Regions from separate parts of the Homo sapiens genome. Here all the other regions are linked to region 2. Evidence: chromatin loops called from intact Hi-C (ENCODE). Cell type or tissue: heart right ventricle. All regions are shown on one strand.

Evidence for each region. Hi-C counts contacts between places; a loop is a spot of excess contacts. Peaks named below come from ENCODE experiments on the same cell type or tissue, not always from the same donor. Only the 100,000 strongest peaks of a DNase experiment are listed, where the experiment ranks them.
Region 1: a loop joins it to region 2, with 4 times the contacts of the local background. A loop is called at or near these places in 40 of 110 quality-filtered maps.
Region 3: it touches region 2 in a loop (2.3-fold over the local background); 16 of 110 quality-filtered maps call a loop at or near these places.

Annotation. Positions count from the first base shown.
Region 1 is chr1:33,220,192-33,222,691 of GRCh38, forward strand. It overlaps a transcript of ZNF362 not described here. Among named protein-coding and RNA genes, the nearest start is that of ZNF362, 35 kb to the right of the region's middle. RefSeq lists an enhancer at 1-736. In heart right ventricle, no CTCF peak of the experiment used is centred here; a DNase peak (open chromatin) is centred at 1,010.
Region 2 is chr1:33,294,150-33,296,649 of GRCh38, forward strand. ZNF362 (zinc finger protein 362) reads left to right here. Exons shown (of 9, transcript NM_152493.3): 7 at 788-866; 8 at 998-1,156. Among named protein-coding and RNA genes, the nearest start is that of A3GALT2, 26 kb to the right of the region's middle. RefSeq lists an enhancer at 1,147-1,657. In heart right ventricle, a CTCF peak has its summit at 1,506 (motif pointing right); a DNase peak (open chromatin) is centred at 1,532; H3K27ac peaks cover 492 bases.
Region 3 is chr1:33,136,749-33,139,248 of GRCh38, forward strand. It overlaps a transcript of AZIN2 not described here and a transcript of ZNF362 not described here. Among named protein-coding and RNA genes, the nearest start is that of TRIM62, 44 kb to the right of the region's middle. In heart right ventricle, a CTCF peak has its summit at 1,237 (motif pointing right); no DNase peak of the experiment used is centred here.

The sequences.
Region 1 (2,500 bases), 74 kb before region 2:
GTGGGGGGTTTGGGGGCCTGTCCTGAGTTTCCCTCAATCTCCAATCTGGTGCCATGGCTAAGGCAGGATTATAGACTTCTATTCCATTGTTTTTATTAATAATGATAGCAATAACAGCTGTTTGTAGATTGCTTACCATATGCTGGGCCTCCTGCTAAACTCTTTACAAGCATTACATCCTCTAACCCTCAGTTACCTTGTGATTGATCTCCACTTTAAGATGTGGACGCAGAAGCTCAGAGAGGTTAAGCCACTTGTCCTAGGCCACACTGAGGAGTCAGGGAGTCAGGGCAGAGCCATCTGTTTGTCCCCAGTTCCTTCAAACCCACCCCCCTACAGTCATGTTGGACTATGTCATGCACCCACCAGAAGGTGCCTCTGTGGGTGTGGAGGCGCCATCTGTGGCTGATTTGTCCTGAGGGCAGGCCTCAGGAGTCTGTCTGGCTTGCAGCATCGCAGGCCTGGGTTCTACCACTGCCCAGCCAGGCCTGACTATGACTTGGGTGAGTTCCTTTTGCTCTCTGGTCCTCAGTTTCCCCATCTGTCCAACAGTGTTTTCCAACATGGGGTCCCAGGAACCCAGAGTCTTTGGAGCTATAATCTGGGTGAAGCAACCCAGCGGGTGTGGGTACATTCAGCCACCGTTAGGTCACCCTATAGCCATGGTTCTCCTAATGCCACGAATTCTGGGCAAGTTCTTTGAATTTGTGGGTTTCGTAGGGAGGAAAGGAATGAAACTGGTTGATGCTCTGTGGGGAATGTGGAAGGGTGTGGCCCATCAGATTGACAGGGCAAGGGTCAGCAGAAAGAGGGTGGCAGGGCTCCTTGGGGTTCCTTAAAGTTGTGCTGTTCTGTGAAGAAGAGACAGGGCCATGTGTGTATGTGAAGGGTGGTGCTGGGGGGCGGGGTGCCGACCATCAGCCCGAGGCGTGGAGGGCAAGACCCGGTGTTTCTCTCCTAACCCTGGGATTGGCAGTGGGTGGTGGGTGTGGCTTCTGGAATCCTATCAATCCCTCCGGAATGTAAGAGGCTTAAGCAAACCCCAGCCGCAGGCAGAGGAGTGAGGTACGGGCCAGGACCTGTCCTGACTGTGGGTGGGGATCCTGGGAAGGGCCCCCATCAGGCAGGCTTGGGCTGAAGCCAGGTTTGGGGTGGGCCTGCCCAAGGAAACTGCACAGTGAGTTTCAGGCACCCCTGTCCCAAACTGGCTTTTCCTCCCTGCTGCCAGGAACCAGTCCAGCCTCACTCCTCCACACCCACATCACCAAGATTATACCCACAGGGTTGCTGCCGTCTTTGTATATCCATAGTTTTCAAAACATAGAGTGCCCAAACTATACCAGGCATTTCTCATCAAGATCTTATTTAATCCTCACAGCTTGCGCAAGTATATATTTGTAATCACTAGTTTTTACATAAGGAAAATAAGTCTCAGAGAGGTTAAGTGAGCTGTCCAAGGTCAAGCAACTACTAAATGTCAGAGCCAGGTACTGGCTCATTCCAAAGACAATTCATTTTTCATTTCACTAAGCTGGTGTTTCAGAGGGAGTAAGAACTGGTCCTTAACTTTAAGGTGTGTCTGATCTGTTCCTAGAGGGTTAAACAGATGGATAATCTCACCCAGCATGAACGATGGGGCAGTAGGATGCAGTGGATGGGCAGTAGGATGCAGTGGATAGGCTGTGGGAAGGCTGCCTTTCTTCCTACTGTAGACAGTTTCCTCCATGGGTGGAGGATTAAATCATCCCAGCAAAGAAGGTAGAGAGAAAAAGGAGAAGCAGGTGGAGGAGGAAGAGGGCGACAAGGAGACAGAAAGAAAGAGTGAGGTAGTATGTGTGTTCTGAGGACAGTTACGGTGCCCAGTATAGGTTCATGAGCTGTCCATGAGCCTGTATTTCCCAAGAGTACTAGCCAACAATTTCTCATGTTTGCTTAAGCCAGTTTGACACTTGCAACCAAAAGCCATCAAATTAATGCTGTTTGTATACCATGGAAATGGCATCAGAATGGAATGCTTGACCTTTATCTCCAAAACTATACCTTCCCCATACTTCCCCATCTCCATCCATCCAATTGCTCAAGTCCTTTTGGCCCCCCACCAACCCTATTTCTAACCTAGAAACAAGCCCTGTACATCCTACCTCCAAAATATATCTCAGATCCATCTATTTCTCTTCATTTGCAGTGCACCCTAGTCCAGGCTGCCAGCATCTCTCATCTACATTACTGCAAATAGTCATATCACTGATCTCCTTGCTTCAAGTTTTGCTTCCCATGAATATTTCTCCACATTCGCCAGAGTGATCTTTTAAAAACATGAATCACATCATGCCACTGCTTGTGTAAAATTTTCCAGTAATTTCCTACTGTGCCTGAAATCCACACTCTTTGCCAGGACTTCTAATAGCTAGCTGTTATCTACCTTGTAGTGTCATCCTGCCTTCTTTCTATTGCACAAAGCTACCAAGCTCATTTCAGCCTCAGGGCACTTGCATTTGCT
Region 2 (2,500 bases):
ATAACTGGCAAACGTTGAGTGCTTACTTTGTACCAACACTAGGCTAAGCCCTTTACATGCATTATCTGATGTTATCTTCACAAAGCCCGATGAGATAGGAACTGTATTTTTATACCCATTTTGCAGATGAGGAAACTGATGCTCAGTGGTTTGTCCAAGGTCACCCAGCTGGTTAATAGCCAGGATGAGAACCCAGGAGTGGCAGGGACAGAAGGAGCTCTCAGGAAGGACACAGAGGGGCTGAGCTTCAGGGCCATGCTGTCCCACATTCTCCCATTTACTGGGGTGACCATGCAGCTGTCACGGAGATGTGCCTGACATGGGGTAGGGACAGGAAATAAGTGTCTGGGGCCAATTAGAGGGAGATGTCTCCTTCTTCTTAGGGAAGGAGGCTGGGTGGGCAGGGAAGGTCCCGACAAAGCTGTGCATCTGTGTTCTTTGCAATATGTGGTCCGTAGTGTGGGGTTTTCAAAGAGAGGGGCAGCCAAATCAGGCCCTCTCCGAGGCCTGCACTGGGTTGCTGCAAGGGCTCTGGTGGTGGGCTGGGGACAGCTGGGACCTGTGGGAAGTAGGAGGCTCTGGTCAGACTGGCAGTGGAGGCCAGAGAAGGAAGGAAGAGCCATGGCCGTTGAAGTCCCCAGCTCTTGCCTGGGCTCACTCTTGGTCCTTGGGGAGCATGGGCAGGGTAGGGACCGAGAGGCTTAGGGGCCAGAGTAAGGACTTGGGAACTGGAGCGGTCTTGGGGTGTGTGTCAGGGACTTCGACCTTACTGGGCTGCCCATTACAGAATCCACACAGGCGACAGACCCTACAAGTGCCCACATCCTGGCTGCGAGAAGGCTTTCACTCAGCTCTCCAACCTCCAGGTGAGTGCCTGCCTGCCTCCTGCCCACCAGGTGCTCTGGTGCCCCCCCACCCACCCCCACAAGGAAGCGTAGGAAGGGGGTGGGGTGAGGGAGCCCTGTTCCTCTCCTGACCCCCTGCTGTGCCCCTACAGTCTCACCAGCGCCAGCACAACAAGGACAAGCCCTACAAGTGTCCCAACTGCTACCGGGCCTATTCGGACTCCGCTTCTTTGCAGATCCACCTCTCGGCCCACGCCATCAAGCACGCCAAGGCCTACTGCTGCAGCATGTGTGGGCGGGCCTACACCTCGGTGAGTGCCGGTCGGCCTGTGCCCTGCCCCGGGGGAGCCACTTCGTCTTCCAGGCCTCAGTTGCTTCCCCATTGTCAGATCTGTGTCGACTCTTCCCATTTTCCAGACAAATTGAGGCCTAGAGAAGGGAAGTGACACCCTGAGATCACAGGGAAGGGGAGAACCAGAGCTTTTGCTTCCCACTTCTGGTTTCAGCTACCCCTGACCAAGCCCCTAGCCTCCTGCTCACCTTTAGCCTGAGTCTCCGAGGCCCTGGAGTACTCACAGCAGTGGCAGGAGGCTTTTCACCTGCTCCGCAGAGCTACAGAGAGAAGCGCCTTCCTGTCACCCAGGAAGCTGCAACCCCCATTGTGGCCACAAGGTGGCGCAGTGACATGGCCCATAGCCACCCTCATCTCAGGAAAGGCCTGAGCAGCCCGGAAAGCTCAGAGCATTCAGCTCCCGTCCCTGGGTGGGAATTTCCCCAAACGAGGGCCTTTTGGCACCCAGAAATACCATTCACCCCCAGGCGAATCGCTTGAGTGTGTGCTTCTGTTTGATCTAATATTCTAGTTAACAGACCCCGTATCCCCGACATAGAGGTCACTGAGCCTCAGTTTCCTCATCTGTCAAATGGATGAACTCACAGGGCTGTTGGCTGGCAGAGTGGTGCCAAATCAACCTGAGCTAGTACCATTATTTATTCACTCAGTCTTTACTAAACACTTCTGCCTGGTGCTCGGGCATTGGGATGAGCCAGACAGATCTATTTTTTGTCCCCAGGGAAATTAAGAACTGTTGGAGACAAGTATTAAACAAGTACACACGTAACTGTTTGACGGGAAATTGTGTAGCTGCTGTAAAGCAGAGACTCTCGGCCCTAGTCCAGATGGACATTTGGGCCGGACCTTTCCACTGTGGGCGCTGGCCTGCACGTGGCAGGGCTCTGAGCAGCATTCCAGGCCTCCATCCGCTAGATGCCAGTAGCAACCGCTCCCCAAGTGGTGACAGCCAAAAAATGTCTTCAGGGATGACACAGAGGGGCTGAGCTGCAGGGCCATGCCGTCCTGCATTCTGGAGTCCTGCATCCTGGGGGACAGCATGGCCCTGAAGCTCTGTCCCTCTGTGTCCTCCCTGGGAGCTCCTTTTGTCCCTGCCACTCCTGGGTTCTCATCCTGGCTCTTTGTCCCTGGGGGGCAAAATCACCTCAATTGAGAACCACTGTGATAAAAGTGTGTTTTGAAAGACAGCAGGGAGGACACAATGGAGCTGGGAAGGGGGATGAGTCCAGATTGACCACCTGGAGGAGCAACACTTAGGTGAAGCCTTGAAGGATAATTGGATGAGGAGGAGAAAGAGGGGAAA
Region 3 (2,500 bases), 160 kb before region 2:
CAGCACTTTGGGAGGCCGAGGCAGGTGGATCAGAGGTCAGGAGTCCGAGACCAGCCTGGCCAATATGGTGAAACCCTGTCTCTACTAAAAATACAAAAATTAGCTGGGCGTGGTGGTGCGTGCTTGTAGTCCCAGCTGCTTGGGAGGCTGAGACAGGATAATTGCTTGAACCCAGGAGGCAGAGGTTGCAGTGAGCTGAGATCACATCACTGCACTCCAGCCTGGGCGACAGAGCAAGACTCAGTCTCCAAAAAAAAAAAAAGAAAAGAAAATCAGCCAGTGCTTGTTGGGAGTGGGGGAGTGACGGTTGGCCAGGAGACACAGAGCCTGGGTTCACCCAGCTGTGCCATGAACTTGCTATGTGACCCTGAGGAAAACATCTCTTCTGTTTGGCCTCAGTTTCCTTAACTGTAGCAAGGGAAGAATGATCCCTACACCCATCACAGGGTAGTATGGGGACTGGAGGCTAATAAGGAGCACAGGTTTGGGAGTCACACAGCCCTGGGTTCAAATGTGAGCTCTGCCACGTAAGCAGAAAGTCATCTTAACTCTCTGGACCTTGTGTTCTTATCAGTAAAAAGAGGATAAAAATGGTATCTCCTCTTATGCTTGTTGTGAGGATTAAATGAGAGGACAGCCCATAATAATTATTATGTTAATGATATTTCAAACCAGACCTGGTCTATAATTGGATTCAACTAATCATGAGGCGTACAGGGACTTTGAGAGAAAACAGAGCATTTGAAAACATGGATTCCAGTTGGGTTTTAGAGTTTCAGAGCTGGGAAGGTGGCTTAGAAACCACCTGGCTATATTTCCCCTTGTATAATTGGTAAGAAGACTGAGATCCCCAGAGGGGGGATCTTGCCCAACATCACACTTAACCACACTATTTGGCTAGTAAATTCCTTGGGCAGAGTATGGGCTTGGGCTGGGAAGCTGGGTATTTGCTTTGGGAACCAGAAAACTTTCAAGTGGCTCAGCACCCTCCTTGGCCCACCTCTGATACCTACCTGCCCCTGTCCCTTCCTCAGTCTCATCATTCTGAGGGAAAGCTGGCCACGGTACAAGGGCAAGAGGCACTGTCGCTTGCCCAACTTGAGTCCAGAGGGCTTCCCTTGCCTCACAGTCAGGACCACCCAGGCCCCCACCTCCATCCTCCCCACCTTGGGTCTTGGGTTGGCAGCAGAGCCGAGGAGCTGAGGGTCCAGGGAGGTGGCAGGGGAAAGGGGTGGGCTTCTACTTACTGCACCGGTAGGTGGCGCCGGAGAAGTTGCAGGGGGACTGCATAACCATCAGTGGGGTGCTGGGATTTCAGCTCAGGGGAGGTGGAGGAGGCAAGTGCTCAGGGACTTCTCAGGGCATTTTATTCCTGAAAGGGAGCCAGTAGGCAGAGGTTACACCCTGGAGCAAGAGCGTTCTGGGCATCTGCTGCGGCAGGTTCCCTACTCAGAATGGGGGTTAGGAAAAGTAGGCTTCTAAGGTGGCCCTGAGGTCACACAGCATACTAAACTGATGCTGTAGACTAACATGGAATAACAATCTTTTATTAAGTGGAAAAAAACAGGTTATGGAACAATAGGCAAAGTGGTTTGATTTACGTAGAATAGACTCACGTAGAAAAAAGGCTGGTCTAGGTGCAGTGGTTCATGCCTGTAATCCCAACACTTTAAGAAGCTGAGTGGAGAGGTTGCTTGAGACCAGGAGTTCAAGATGAGCCTAGGCAACATAGCGAGACCCTGTCTCTGCAAAATTTCTTTTTAAATTAGCACGCCCAATAATAGTCCTAGCTAGTTGGGAGGCTGAGGCACTGTGATCGTGCCACTGCATTCCAGTCTGGGTGACAGAGCGAGATCCTGTCTCAACAACAACAACAACAAAAAAAAAAAAAAAAAAAGAAAAGGAAAGAAAGACTGTAAACCTTATCCTCAAAATGCTAGCAGCAGTTATCTCTGGACAGTGGCTGATGGATGATTTTTTTCCTTTGTGTCTTGTGTATTTTCCAAATTTTCCATAATGAGCATGTTACAAGAAAATAAAACGACCCAGGAAAGCAACACATTTTAAATGAGAAAATCTTTTGACCAATAATTTCATTTGTAGGAGCCTGAGGAGCCCGAGGTCCAGGGAGGTGGCAGGGGAAAGGGTTGGGCTTCTACTTACACCACAGAACACATAGAAAGATGGACAGTATGTGAAAGATGATCATATTTGTGTAAAAGAAAATGACATTTGTTTATGTGTAAGCAAAAATGCCTGCAAGACTCGCACTGACTGTTAATAGCTGCTGACTTCTGGGACTGGGGAAGAAGGAGAATGAGAATTTCTACTGTGTTTATTTTCATTTTTTAAAATGAGCACAAGTTATGTTATAATTTGTTAAAAAAGCAAACAAATAACTTTCCTAGTCTCTGCCTCTTTTCCCTGGCTCTCCCTGCACAAAATCTAGGTGTCGGGGGAATGATCAGTGAGGGTCGCTCTGGGGGCTCAGCATCATCAG